2 separate regions of the Homo sapiens genome follow, and region 2 is linked to region 1. Evidence: chromatin loops called from intact Hi-C (ENCODE). Cell type or tissue: IMR-90. All regions are shown on one strand. Each heading gives the region's core, and the rest is flanking DNA. Links, peaks and the distances in the headings are about the cores only.

What was found. A loop is a pair of places that touch in the nucleus more often than their neighbours do. Peaks named below come from ENCODE experiments on the same cell type or tissue, not always from the same donor. Only the 100,000 strongest peaks of a DNase experiment are listed, where the experiment ranks them.
Region 2: a loop joins it to region 1, with 16 times the contacts of the local background. A loop is called at or near these places in 2 of 110 quality-filtered maps.

What each region holds. Positions count from the first base shown.
Region 1 is chr10:86,682,406-86,691,145 of GRCh38, forward strand. The region is part of intron 5 of LDB3 (LIM domain binding 3); the gene reads left to right. Among named protein-coding and RNA genes, the nearest start is that of LDB3, 18 kb to the left of the region's middle. RefSeq lists enhancers at 1-4, 5-504, 1,667-7,164, 4,751-5,288. In IMR-90, for the core only: CTCF peaks have their summits at 6,093 (motif pointing right) and 6,459; DNase peaks (open chromatin) are centred at 5,506 and 6,116; H3K27ac peaks cover 2,103 bases.
Region 2 is chr10:87,051,737-87,057,455 of GRCh38, forward strand. It overlaps GLUD1 (glutamate dehydrogenase 1), which reads right to left. Exons shown (of 13, transcript NM_005271.5): 12 at 1,606-1,668; 13 at 1-134. The coding sequence ends at 15. Among named protein-coding and RNA genes, the nearest start is that of FAM25A, 34 kb to the left of the region's middle. RefSeq lists an enhancer at 3,240-3,369. In IMR-90, for the core only: a CTCF peak has its summit at 3,371; DNase peaks (open chromatin) are centred at 3,055 and 3,345; H3K27ac peaks cover 717 bases.

The DNA.
Region 1 (8,740 bases), core at 3,439-8,438:
GAGAAAGGGGCTGTGCAGGAGAACAGCAGCCTCACCCCTAAGGTCTAGCTGGCGGGACTCTGGGAGCACAGCAGGTAAAAGGACATGGGACTGGGGCACTGTAGGGGGGAGGCAAAGGAACGGAGTCCCCACACTGGGCCTGTGTTAGCTCTGAGCCCTTCACGCTTGTTCTCTCACCCTAACTTCTACTCCCGCCCTGTGCAATTGGCATAGCCCTCTCCAGGCAGGGCAGGCTGAGTCAAGGCAGTAGAGCCTAGTGGTTCAGGGTTCCTCCTCCGAATCATGGAGGAATCACACTGTCCATGTCTCAGGGTTATTGGGAGGATAAAGGGCCCAACACTTGTAAAGCTCTGAGCTTTGTCTGTCACCCACTCACTGCATGACACCTGGTATCATCACTGCCTGGAGCCACCCAGAAGAGTCACAGTAGGAATCCGGTCAGTCTGGCCCAAGCCCATGCCCTTGCCTTTGCCCTTGCAGCAGAAGGCACCTGTGCCCCATCAGGTCACTGCTCCCTGTGGCCCTCAGCTTCCCCACCCCCCCAGCTCTTTCTAGAATCCTCAGTGAAGCTGATTTCTGGCACCACATGGCTTGCTTCCCTTACCCAAGGTGACAGAGCCATATATGCCCCCAGGGTTCCCCAGCAAAGGACTTTTGCCAGAAAACTCAGGGAATAGTAGAACAGAGATGACCTCCTTGTCCCGCATTTGTTGGGCTGGTAGGTCTTCCCGGTCCTTTTCAGGAACTGGCCTCAGGCAGAGAGGTCAGCCTCTGGTGGCCTGGGACTCCCAGGAGACCCACCTGCAATGATGATAATGTCTCCCCATACTGACCATGCACTCTGGCTATGGACCAGCTAACAGTCCACATGCCTTATCTCTCAGCAACACTCTCTAAAACAACTCTCTCTGCAACTCCAGAGGTGGGCATGATTTTCCCCATTTTATAGCTGGAAAATAGACGCTCAGAGAGAGCAAGTAATTTGCCCAAGGTCACACAGCTAGTAAGTGGCAGACAGAACTGGCATGCAGGTCTGCCTGACTCCACTTTGCATTGAGACAGGGACTTGCTGCCTGCTCAGGGAAGTGAGGGGCCAGGCCCACCTCTGCTTCCCATAGTGCCTAAGGTACTCTGCTGTCGGTGCAGGGGCTGCCCAGACCCTGATGAATGTGTAAATTATTTCTTGGTGCTCAGAGCAGCAGAGTCTGACGTTTCCTCCAAGGGATGGTGGGCTAGGGGAGGATGTGCAGTGGGTGCTTCATCCAAAGTAAAAGCTGATGCTGCTGTCTCAGGCAATGCCGGCAGGAAGGGCTGGAGCCTCTGACCTGGGCTGGCCTAGGGCAACCTCTGCTGGGCTGAGGCCACCACCTATGCTAAGTGGGTCAGCAACAGGGTCAGCAAGGGCTAATCCCCGTGCTTATCCATGGCACACTTCTCCCATGCTGAGCACCTTAGACTCATGACCCGTTCAGTCTGCACAACCCACCTGCGGGGTAGGCACTACCATCTCAAGAATTAGAATTAGGAAACAGGCTGGGACGGGTGGGTAATTTGCCCGGAGTCACAGTGCTAGGAAGAGGCAGGGTCACAACTTGAACTCTGTCCTGTCTGGCTCCAAAAAGAAGCCCCTTCCGCTACTCTCTCCTCTGGGCAACTTGCAGTGCAATTCTTTGGCACCTCGTATCCTCTTGGAAGGAGGAGAGAGAAACAGATGTGGTGCAAGGGCAGACGGGCATAGGCATCCCAGCAGCCCCCTTCTTCTCCTCCCTTCTGAGGCTGGCACTGAAGGGCAGTGCCCCTCAGGCCACTCAGTGCAAGGGCCCCTGGGCAGGTCTTACATCTTTGGCTCATCTTCCCCAAGACCCAGGCACTGGCTCCTCTCAGATGTGTCTGCTGCCACCATCCCGGCCCCAGGTCCTGGGTGGGAGAAGCTGAGCAGGAGGCAGGAATAAATGTCAAAGAAGGAGCAGGCTGCCAAGGGAGGGCAGAGGCAGCCCCCACCCCGCCAGGCCAACACTGCCCTCTGCAGGGGGCCCTGGGCTGGTCAGGGCAAGAGATGACCCTGCAGCTGTCAGCACTGGCCAAAAATGGAGAAGGAATGGAGCTCCGTGCTGGCCCTTTCCTAATATAGCTCCACTTGCAGCTATTTTGAGCCTGGGAGGATAGAGGGAATTTTATCAGTTCTGAGGCAGTGGCGGGCCTGGGGCAGAGCAGGGCCACTGTGCTGCTCCCTGGGACCGGGGACCACTGACTTGAGCCTGGCTTCCCAGGGTTTGGCTGCAAATGACCAGGGCCAGGCTGGCCGGGGCCCAAGCTCCCCCAGCTACAGCCCACACTGGGCAGATTCAAGAAGGTGGCAGAGTTTGGGGACAGAGCCCCCCACCTTCCACACTGTCTCCCTCACAGGCCCCCGACAGGGCTGCTGGCCACAGGGTCTGCCACTGCAGGGAATTTGCATTTAAAGAAACACAGGACAGACACTGCTTTCCCTACAGAGACCATGCTCTGGGAGGCTCACTCTCAGGTCAGAGTGAGAGGAAGGGGCCTCTCACTGTGCTGCCTCGGCTGTTGAGCTCACACTTCTCCCTGCGCCTGCTCGCTCCTCCATCCTGCCTCATTGCTGGCCCAAGGGGCCTTTAGGAGTGGCCCCTGGTGACTGTGCACCCCACTCCCCTATACCCCAAGAGGAGCAGCCAGAGCTGCCTGCGTCTCTTCTGGGAGGGAGAGGAGGTCAGGTTTGGGGGGGCATAGGAAACCCCGCGCACACCCTGCCTCCTTACCACTGCAATGCCTGCTCAGGACAGAATTCCAGAGCTGCCCCCACAAAACAGACTCTTAGTCCGGAGCTGCTGACAGGCAGGGAGGCCCCTGGGCCTCAGCCTTTTCCATAGCAGCCACAGCTGGTCCTGTCTCCACCCCTAGCTTCCACTCTGGGGTCTATAGCCAGGTTTGTATGTGGGGGATTCATGTATGCGGTACGAGTGCCCCTGAAGATAGACAAGAAAACCCTTCTTCTGGCAAAGCAGAGGGCACTGGGGACCCCTCAAGAGGGAAACATTGCTGTGTCAGTCTCTGAACCAAACCGAGGGTCCCAGTAGCTGTGATTCCCGGCTCTGAGTTCTCCCTCCTCACTCCTTGCTCTCCTCACCCATTGCGGTTTGGGCTGGTTCTGCCTCCACAATGACCAGGCTGATGATGGCCCCGGCGCTCAAACTGCCCCTGGTGGAGCCTCTCTCTGACCACCCTGTCTTCTTTGCCCTTTTCCTCCCCAGGTGGTAGTCAACTCTCCAGCCAAGTTAGTATCAAAGGACAGCATGTGTGTGCGCTTGCGTGCCAGCCCCAGCATGTGTCTGCGTGTGTCTGGCGTGGATAGAGTGTGCCTGCTGGCATGTGTACATGTATGTGCATATGTATGAGTGGGGTACACTTGTACCCCTGGGTGAGCCTGCATGTGTGAAGCTGGAGTAGAAGCATTTGGGGGTGGGAGTGGGGGCTCCATCCGATGGTTCTAATTTCATTCCCAATTTCCTGCTGCAGCAGCTGCTTAAGATGTGCCTGGGGTTGGTGACGGTGGCGGGCGCAGGGGGAGGGGGACACAGGCTGTGCTGCTGCTGGGCCTGTGTGAGCCTGAAGACCTTTCTGTCCTGGCGACCCCTCAGAAGGGCTGCACTGGATCTTGTCTGCCCGGGGAGCGCACCTATCCATTGGAGGGAAGAGCCTCCTGTGGGTAGAGGATGGCCAGCTACTCAGCAAACTGGACTTGAGGGGGCCTGGGCAGCTGGAGCCCTGCTCTGAGGAAGAAGCACATTCCCTGAAGCGTCTGGAAGATCAGAGCCCTGGGCCACCAAGGGGGTGGCCTGCAGGAAGAGCCCCTTCACGGAGAAACCTTGCTCAGAATCCCTGCGGGTGCCAGTGGAGCCGCTTTTCACCTTTGGGGCATTCTGGACTCAGCTTGGGCTGCTGCTCCCGACCCCTACCCCCAGCCCCATGCCTGCGCTTCCCCTGCTGTGTGTAGTGGGAGATCTCTCTGTGCCTGGCAGCCCCTGCAGACCCTGGGAGGGAGCTCAGGCTGAGCCAGGCACTGCAGGGGAGCTGGGAAAGCCAAGATGGGCAAGGAAACCCTTCTATGGCCAGGAGTGGTGGCTCATGCCTGTAATCCCAACACTGTGAGATGCCAAGGCAGAAGGATCAGCTTGAGGTCAGGAGTTCAAGACCAACCTGGGCAACATCGTGAGACTCTGTCTTTACAGAAAAAAAAAAAATAGTGGCATATGCCTGTGGTCCTAGCTACCTCAGGAGGCTGAGGTGAGAGGATCACTTGAGCCCAAGAGGTTGAGACTGGAGTGAGTGGAGATCACACCACTGCACTCCACCATGGGCGACAAAGCGAGACCCTGTATCAAAAAAAAAAAAAAAGAAAGAAAAAAGAAAACCTTCTGCTGCACTGGGCTTTGGGGGAGGGTGCCAAGGATTTTCTTGAATACACCCAGACCACCCACCATCTGGAGACTTGTGTAGCCTATGGGGGTTCAGGGCCTCGGCTCTGGGAGATCTCTCTCGACACCCACCGCGCCCAGCCCTTGCCTTGGCCACCCATGTAACCGCCACCTGTTGCCCTTTTCTCCTCCCTCTCCCTGCCCGTACTCCCGCACCCCTCCCCCAGCGCCGACTACCAGGAACGCTTCAACCCCAGTGCCCTGAAGGACTCGGCCCTGTCCACCCACAAGCCCATCGAGGTGAAGGGGCTGGGCGGCAAGGCCACCATCATCCATGCGCAGTACAACACGCCCATCAGCATGTATTCCCAGGATGCCATCATGGATGCCATCGCTGGGCAGGCCCAAGCCCAAGGCAGTGACTTCAGTGGGTAAGCGCCTCCCTCCTCCACCGCCACTCAGTGCCTCCAGAGCCCGAGGGGTATGGGCCATTGGGCACCATCGGGACCAGCTTTCTTCCCTCACGTTGGACCTCCTGGAGGCATGGCCCTTGGAGGGGAGCCAGCCTTCACCAGGGCCTTCTGGAACGTGGGTATCCTCTCTTCAGACCCTCTCCATGGTCAGCTTTAGGAGAAGGGTGGAGAAATGCAGAAAATGGTGGCTCCTCAAAGTGCTTTTCACAGCCTCTGCATTTTCCCAGGCTCTATGAGGAGGCTGGAAGAAGAGACTTCTACAGTCCTCTTAACAAGGGGACCATTCTGGAGGCCCCCAGGCCTCTCACAGCGAAGCTGTCCTTTAAGGAGGGGGAAGTTACCAGGTTCTTCCAGCAATGAGAATTGATTCAAATACACTGGCTGGGTTTCTGGTTTGGGAAGGGGTCTGCGACCAACCATCCACACTACTGCTGGCAATCAGTCCCACAGATGGGAGCAATCCCCTTCTTTTTGCCCTAGGAAGCCCGGCCTCAAGGCAGTGGCATTTAAGACATCCTTGGTTCCTGGAATTCACCCATTAGCTATGGCTGGGGAATTTGAGGGTTGGTAAAGAAAGAGTTGGCTGAAAATCATTTGTGGATGAAAAATGCTAGCAATGCAAACATTCATGCAGACAGACCTCTCTCTGCGTGTCTCTGTGTCTCCCTCTCTCTGTATGTCTCTTTCTGTCTTCCTCCTTGTTGCTTTTTCTCTGTCTCTCCCTCCCCCGACCCTCGTGTGTGTGTGTGTGTGTGTGTGTGTGTGTGTGTATGTGTCTGTCTATCTGTTGTTTCTTTTTTACACACATACACATAATTCCTCACTGTTTTCTACTTGGGAATACCACTGTGTTGGCTGATTATCAGTCTCGGCAACATCTTATCCCTGGGTCAGGATCCCCTAGCAATTCAAGGCAAAAAGTCTTGAAATGACAGTGATGCTTTTTTCCAAAGCCAGAAAAACCGATGTAATAAGAGGGATGGAGGGATTAAAAAGTCCCAGAGAACCCAGTTGCACTTGGCCTTTCCAGACCCCAGCCCTTGTGGCCATGATATGCATGCAGGTTATAAAGGGCAGGCTCCCCAGCCCCAAGGGTGGAACAGTGTGGGCTCTCTGGGCTCTGCTGGAACTGAGGAGCCTGGGGCCCTTTTGGAGATGCAGTACTTCCTCTAGGCCACCAGGGAGCAGAGGTCGCCTGTCCTGGAGTTTCAAGTCAAACTCCCAAGGCTCAGGGCTGCTGCTCTTCGCCTAATTCTGGGCAAGGTTGATTGAATTCCATCATTCAAAGCAGAAAATATGACCATGCAAGTTTACAAACACAAGCATTAGCTCATGCGTACCCAGAAAAACAAGGCTGCCTAAGCCCAAGAGCTAACAGGGATTTCCTGTTAACATTTCTTTGTCACGTGTGTCCTTGGTGTGCTCTTAAAAGTAGTAGCAATGGCCAAAGGGAAGTTCAATGGAGAATAATGAAAGAAATGCTCTTCACTAACTTTCTGTTTTCTGCACGTTGGGAAGACTGCTATCATTTGGTCTCACCACTAGGGCACCCATCAGTTTTGGAATTGATGCACTGTTGATTAATCGAGACTTCACGAAGGACGTTTCCCATCTCCCTCCTGTCCCCTCCCATCCCCTCCCTATTCCTCCCCTGGTATGCCTGGAAAGGGTCCTCTTCTCCTCTTCCTTTTAACGCAGCCACGCTGAGCTGACCATGCTGTGGTGCCAGTGAGTAACCCTCTTGGCCATAACGTGCTCCCATTTCTGCTGTTAATTTCCGTGGTTCCTTCCTCAATGACCGTGTTTTTTCTCTTTTTCTTCCTCCTTCACCCACCCCATTCCCATAACTCGTTTCTGACCCTAACCCGGCTCTCTTGTGTGCGCTGCCCCTCTGCTATCCCATGATGGACGCGCACTCACGGCTGGGTTTTCCTCTGCTTGGCAGGGCGTCACCGCTGGCGTAAGTAGACCCTGCAGTGTCTGTCCAGTCATCCGTCTGTCTGGTTGTGGGATGGTGTGTGTGGGTTTGGTGGGATGTGTCTGAGGACCAGTGGTCAGCCCACGTGCTCTGTCCACGCTCCTCCTCACACCCACCTGTCAGCCAAACGACATCCCTTGCAGCCTTTACAGGCAAGTACTTGTCTCTTGGGGTTTGTCCAAATAATGTCACTGTGGTCACAGAAATCACAGAGTAGTGACACTCATGCTGCAGGCCCAGGCTGGGGGTGCATACCTGTGTTCTTCTTGCCGTGCTTTGGGGTAGCTCCCCCCGCCTTTCCTATCTGCACTGGAACAGTGTAGACCCAGACATTAGAATGCACACTGGGCCATTATTCAGGGCTAGAAGGTGACAAGGTAACCTCTTGGAGGCCACTCCCCAGAATCCTCATGGGAAGTGTATCTGCAGGAGCCAGTGCCTGCCATGACCACCCATGGGAGGGGAAAGATGAATCAGACTGGGGGCTGCACACAGTGAAGCAAATGCAGCGGTGACCTGATGTTGCGGTGACTGTGGAGTGTTTTCTGTGGCAAGAAGAACAAGCTGAAAGTGGGTCCAGAGAGTGGACTCAGGCCAAGGGCCAAGGACTGCAGGACCTGTTCCATCTTCCCTGCATATATTCTCCCTGAGCCTTGGTGTCATGAAAGGCACAGCAGTTTCCTTATCTGACTCCCAGTCTTGGTCACAGCAGCAACAAGAGTCCCTGGTCTTTGCACGGGGTTGTGGGAAATGAAGCCAGAAATGCTTTCTTGAACCCTTGGAGCCAAGAAAGGCACAGGGGAGCTCCTCCTGGGCACATTCCAGGGAAACAGCAGCAAACACCTTCCACCTGCTCTCTGGATTGCAAAGCTCTGTAGAGAGGCTCAAGGGCCTTGCATCCACACCTTCCCTCACCCACTGCACAGTTCACACTCCCTCCTTCCCTCCCCTCCCAGTGGGTCAGGAGCCAGGACCAGGGAGACCTGGTTGTGCCTTCCTGTTGCCCATCTCACCCAGACCTTAGGAACGCCTGGGACTCCTCCCTATGCCAGAAATGGCCTGTCCCAGCAACAGCAAGATCCCACCCTCTCCTTTGCTCCCTGGGCAGCTGCAGGCTCCTCCCTGGCCGGACCCTAGAAGCCTCTGCTGGTCTTTCCCAACCGATCCCAACCACAGGCTGCCAGTACCTATAGCTCTCTGGGCCAGGGCAGGGCCTTCAGCGAAGCCAGGGCAGCTCCACCCAACCTCGATCACCTTTCCCCACCTCTGCTCTTGTAGCCCACCCTGAGCCAGACACAGGGACCAGTCCTGGGACACAAGGTCAGTTCCCTGTCACACTCCTTGCAGGGAGGGTATAAGACATGGACAATGGGGAGTTTCCTCTCCCAGCCAGCCAGCCCTCTGGGGAAAAGGGAGAGGCAGGCAGAAGAGTACTGGACAGGGCATCTTTCCAGGCATAGGTCCAGGGCCTCCCACTGGGCAGAAGTAGCCTTCCTGAGCCCTATGACTGCAGGGAGCCTAATGGAAAGGACACAGGGCTAGCAGCCAGGAAACCTAGGTTCTCACCCAATGGGGCCCTTATCTGCTGTAACCTGGAGCTAGTTGGCTGGCCTCTCTGGACCTCAGCTTCAGCATCTGTACGAGGAGAGGGCTGGGCCAGCAGTCTGTTACTGTTGTGGGCTTCACCTGAGCCCTCCCAGGCCTCTGAGAAGGTGGGCTGGGCGGCTTGGTCCTCTGGTCCCCCGGCCAGGGTGAGTGGGCTGTAAGGCTTTTGACCATGGCCTGCACTGCAGTCTGATTCAGGCTGGGAGGCACTGGACCCGAGGGGCTCTAGGGTCCCTTCTGGCTCTGAT
Region 2 (5,719 bases), core at 678-5,677, 370 kb after region 1:
CAGCCATGATCCATCTATGTGAAGGTCACACCAGCTTCATTGTACACTTTGAAGACTTTCTCAATGGCATTAACATAGGCAGCTGTTCTCAGGTCCAATCCCAGGTTATACTTCATGGCTGTGCGCATAATTTGCTGAAATGAAAGAGAAAATGCAGTGAAGATGATCCTGACTCAAGTGGCCAGGCCATAAACACACAAGGCCCAGACAGGCCTGGTCCAAGTTACCCTCTCATTGTTTCAAGGCAGGACTTGGGCAGCCAAAGACAAACTACTCTAGCAGCAGAACCTCTAGGCAGGAGGGCCTAATTCTCTGGACTTAACAATGGGGTGGCTGGGTGCGGTGGCTCACGCCTGTAATCCCAGCACTTTGGGAGGCCGACGTAGGCAGATCACTTGAGCTCAGGAGTTCAAGACCGGACTTGCCAACATGGTAAAACCCTGTCTCTACTAAAAATACAAAAATTAGGCAGGGGTGCGGTTGCTCACACCTGTAATCCCAGCACTTTGGGAGGCTGAGGCAGGTGGATCACTTGAGGTCAGGAGTTCGAGACCAGCCTGACCAATATGGTGAAACCCCATCTCTATTAAAAATACAAAAAATTAACCGGGTGTGGGGGTGGGCGCCTGTAATCCCGGCTACTCGGGAGACTGAGGAAGGAGAATTGCTTGAAGCCAGGAGGCGGTGGTTGCAGTGAGCAGAGATTGCACCATTGCACTCCAGCTGGGTGACAGAGCGAAACTCCATCTCAAAAAACTAAACAAAATGAAAACAAAATCAAAAATTAGTTGGGCATGGTGGCTCATGCCTGTAATCCCAGCTACTCGGGAGGCTAAGGGACAAGAATTGCTTGAACTTGGGAGGTGGAGGTTACAGTGAGCTGAAAGTGCGCCACTGCACTCTAGCCTGGGCAACAGGGCAAAACTCCGTCTCAAAAAAAAAAAAAAAAAAAAAAAAAAGGGAGTGATGAAAATGTTCTAGAATTATAAAGTGGTGATGGCTCAAATATATAATAAAGGATGCCGAATTTAATACTTTGAAAGGATGAATTTATACCACATACACCCTATCTCGATCAAAAATTAACAAGAAAAACAACAGCCCTAAGAAGCACCACCTTCTTCACCAATATCTGCTTATGCTATTTCATCATAAATCCAAGCAGATAGAATCTGAACCCAAGAAGAAATTAGGAAAACTGGACTCAAACTGTGGTTGAGGCCTTAAAGTAGGGATCAAGCAGTCAAAATAAGTTTTGCTTATACCAAATTCTATAGTAAGGTAGACTCCCGTAGCTATAACATAGTGGCACATGGAGCTACAATCCAGTTTGGCTAACTACTCCATACTGGGCTAGCTGCCAACATCATTACCTCCTAAATCAGCCTTATTATTTCTTTCCAAAGCCTCAAAAACATATTTGAAGACTCTAAAAAATTGCTTATCATCTGAGACTGAAAAAACATGTGTTTTGCTACACACAAATGAGGACCATTGAACAGATTGATGTTTTCTATCAGCACATACAGTCTGGCGGCTGAGATAGCATGGTTGAGTTGCACTTCATGTGACTAGCTGGAAGGCAAACAGCATCTGCACACATACCCTGGCAGAACGCTCCATTGTGTATGCCAAGCCAGAGTGCACGATGTCTTTCTCAGATGCACCCTATTAGGGAAAAGAACACAAGTTTAACAAAACCACAAAGACCTGCTTTGTGTCCCTGTATAAGATGACAAAGGATTCTCAAGTCAATATACAACCAGACAGAATTTTTTGTCTTTTAGCTAAGATATGTCATTTCTGCACAGTATCAAAGATACAGTATCTTGATACTTACTGAAGCAGTTGCTTGTTGATCACAATTTATTTTTATTATATTTGACAGCAAACAAATACTCATGAAATAAGATTATAGTACAACAATGAAGACAGTTTTTGGACCTAGAGACATGAGGGCATGGAGTGAGATGAGCACCCTCCACTCATGGAGACGCAGATGCACTGAGCAATGTGTTACACTGTTCATGCCACGGTGCGTTCGCCTCAGCTCCCCAGAGAACAGGGACACCACACAGAACACAGAAAGGAATCTGATTAAACCCCATAGCGGCTTTGGGGTAGAATTCTGTGTATCTATTCAGTAGTGCCAGCAACTTTTAAAGCTGTGTAGATCTCAGCAGCGTTTTAATTTTACTGATGAGGAAACTAAGGACCAGAGAAGATGGCCAAGGTTACAGATAGCTATTTTCAGAGCTGGGATATGACTCAGGGCCTCCACCATCAAGTCAGTTCTCTCTTTCCTAATTTGTTTCTTGGAATGCTTTCTAAAAAATTAAGGACAATTAACTCACTACCACTCTTAAGGTGACATACAGAGCTACAAAACACATATGCCCGATAAAAACTTAAAATGGGTCACTGATATAGTTTGGACACTTACTGAGTACATACTCTTCCAGGTACTAGGGGACATAGTAGAGAATAAAATCAAAATTCTGTTCTCACAGACTTTATATTGTAGTGGGAAGAGAGTGTATATACATGGACTTCAAACCACAAGGCTAAGTGGATCATTGAAGTTTTCAATCTAGATAGAGAAGTGGTTTAGGGACGCAGGCCTTCCAATGTTAGGAGAGTGAAGAGTTGAAGAGATACCAGCAAGAGGCAATTGAGAAGAAATGTTTAGTGAGGTAGGGAGAAAACCAGGAGAATGTGGTATCCTGGAAGCTAAGAGAAGAAAATGTTTCAAGGTGGGAGTGTCAGTTGTAACAAGAACTGCTGATAGGTCAAGCAAGATGAGGACTGAAAAATAGCTACTGGATTTGGCAATGCTGGTGTCACTGGCTGTCTTGACAAGAATAGTCTTGGTGGAGTAGGTTCAAGTAAAGAAGAATTGGAGGCTGAGTATATACAACTCTTCCAAGGAGGTTTGCTCTACAGGAAACAAATGGCAATACTGGAAGGGGAAGTGGGATTAAGATTTATACATTTTTTAAAACAGCATTTGGTAAGCTGAGGGGAATGACTCAGAGGGAAACTGCTGATGTAGGAGAGAGGAGCAGACTTGCTAGAGCAGTGTATCTGAGGAAAAACCATCCAATGCCCACAACAAGAACTGGACCTAAGAAATGAAAGCACAAAGAGCTGATCTATTCGAAGAGAGATGACACAGGACTGGGTACAGGTACCAGGAGCTGGGTAGATGCGGAAGCTCCCAGGCTGCATCAGTTTTATCTGTGAACAGATAGCAGGTCATGAGCTGGAATGCAGGGCAGTGAGAAGAGGAGAAAATGTGATGTAATCACTCAGGAGACGGGGAGAATGAATGAAACACGGAAAAGCAGTATGACTGCTGGGCAGCTCTGAGCGCCTACTTGAGGTTAGTGGTCAGGGTGTGAACTGCCAGCAGGGCCTCCTACAGGGTAGAGGCACGGGATTTAATCAGGGATTTAATCAGGGCTGCTGGGATTTAATCAGGGCTTAGGTGTTAACAAAGGAGTATGACAAAGGAAACAAGACTGGGGAGTGACTGTAATGATGGAGCACGGAATTTAAGTTAGATAAGGAGGGAAGTGAGGGCACTGGGGGGATGAGGGACAGTGGAAACATGGCAGGGTCATGATGTGGGTCCTGATAGTGCCAAACAGGGGCAGGGGGAAACTAGAGGGAGAGAGCTTGAGAAAACTTTTATTTTTTTAACTGACAAGGCATATGCTGGGCAGTGGGGTGACCAAAGGGAGGGGTGAACAGCCCTCTGGCAGGGACAGTAGCAGCGCAAGTCCTTCCGATGCACTGCTAGCCACTTGGGATGGATGTTATGTACGAAACAGTGGCACACAGGAGACTTTCAGAGAGAGCCACAGAACTGCAGTGACACTTAAGCAGGGAGGAGATCAGTGTATTCCAGATAAAAGGACCAGAACAAAGACATCACTCTAGGAAATAGGAAGTTTACTGAGGGGAACGGTTAGTACCTAGAATGGGTAAAGCATTTTTTCTTTCTTTACAACAAAATCTTTAACTTTTTCCCATGTTGCAATATAGTCTCAGAACTGTTTTCCATCACTGAATATTTCATAAGGAGATATATTGACGGCCGGGCGCGGTGGCTCACGCCTGTAATCCCAGCACTTTGGGAGGCCGAGGCGGGTGGATCACGAGGTCAGGGGTTTGAGACCAGCCTGACCAACAAGGTGAAACCCCGTCTGTACTAAAAATACAAAAAAATTAGCTGGGTGTGGTGGCGGGCGCCTGTAATCCCAGCTACTCAGGAGGCTAAGGCAGGAGAATTGCTTGAACCTGGGAGGCAGAGGTTGCAGTGAGCCAAAATCGCACCACTGCACTCCAGCCTGGGTGACAGATCGAGACTCTGTCTCAAAAAAAAAAAAAAAAAAAAAAAAACCAAAAAAAAAGAAGATATAATTTACCCATTGTAATATATTCTTAAACTATGAGTGAATATTACCTAAGATGTATTATAAGATATAAGTCAGCCATTTCCCTGCTCCTAAACTTTAAATAAAACCAAATTTAAAAACTGTTTACACCGTTTCTTTTTTTTTTTTTTTTTGAGATGGAGTTTCGCTCTTGTTGCCCAGGCTGGAGTGCAGCGGTGCATTTCTTGGCTCACTCCAACCTCTGCCTCCTGGGTTCAAGCGATTCTCCTGCCTCAGCCTCCCGAGTAGCTGGGACTACAGGTGCGTGCCACCATGCCTGGCTAATTTTTTGTATTTTTAGTAGAGACGGAGTTTCACCATGTTGGCCAGGCTGGTCTTGAACTCCTGAACTCAGGTGAGCCACCTGCCTTGGCCTCCCAAAGTGCTGGGATTATAGGCGTGAGCCACCGCACCTGGCCTACACATAGTTTCAATAACATCATCGTGCATGGAGTGGTTCCTCCTCTTTTGAATTATTTTCTTAGGATAAATTCCCAGAGGGGAGATTGTCATAGCACCAAAGGGCAGGAACACTTTAATAACTTCACATTTTCCAAAGAGCTGCACCAATCTACACCGTCACTAGAATAAAGGTACAACTGTTTCACCACATATATGGAGAACATAAGATCCATTGTTTTTGTTAATACATTAAAAAAAAAAAACTCTTTTTCAATTTGTATTTCTTTAACAATGAGGTTAAATTTTTCCCCCAGGCTTATGTGTTATGGACTTTTGTTTTTCCTGTCTTCCATCATTTACTGGTAAAGAAGTTTCCCTCCCTCCATCCCTCCTTTCTTTTTTTTGGCGGGGGGAGGGGGGTGGCGGCGGCGGGAACGGAGTATCTCTCTGTTGCTCAGGCTAGAGTGCAGTGGTGCAATCTCGGCTAACTGCAACCTCCACCTCCCGGGTTCAAGTGATTCTCCTGCCTTAGCCTCCCAAGTAGCTGGGACTATAGGCGTGTAGCACCACGCCTGGCTAATTTTTGTATTTTTAGTAGAGACGGGGTCACCATGTTGGCCAGGATGGTGTCGATGACTTGACTTCGTGATCCACCCGCCTTGACCTCCCAAAGTGCTGGGATTACAGGCGTGTGCCACCATGCCTGGCCTCTTGTTTCTTTCTTTATTTTTGTAGAGATGGGGACTCACTATGTTCCCCAGGTTGGTCTCAAACTCTTGGACTCCCATATAGTTCAATCTAATGCTTGCTTTTCAATTCTTCCTATTTCTCTGAAGCTTAAAATAATTAAAATACATAATAATCCTTCACTGTTAAAA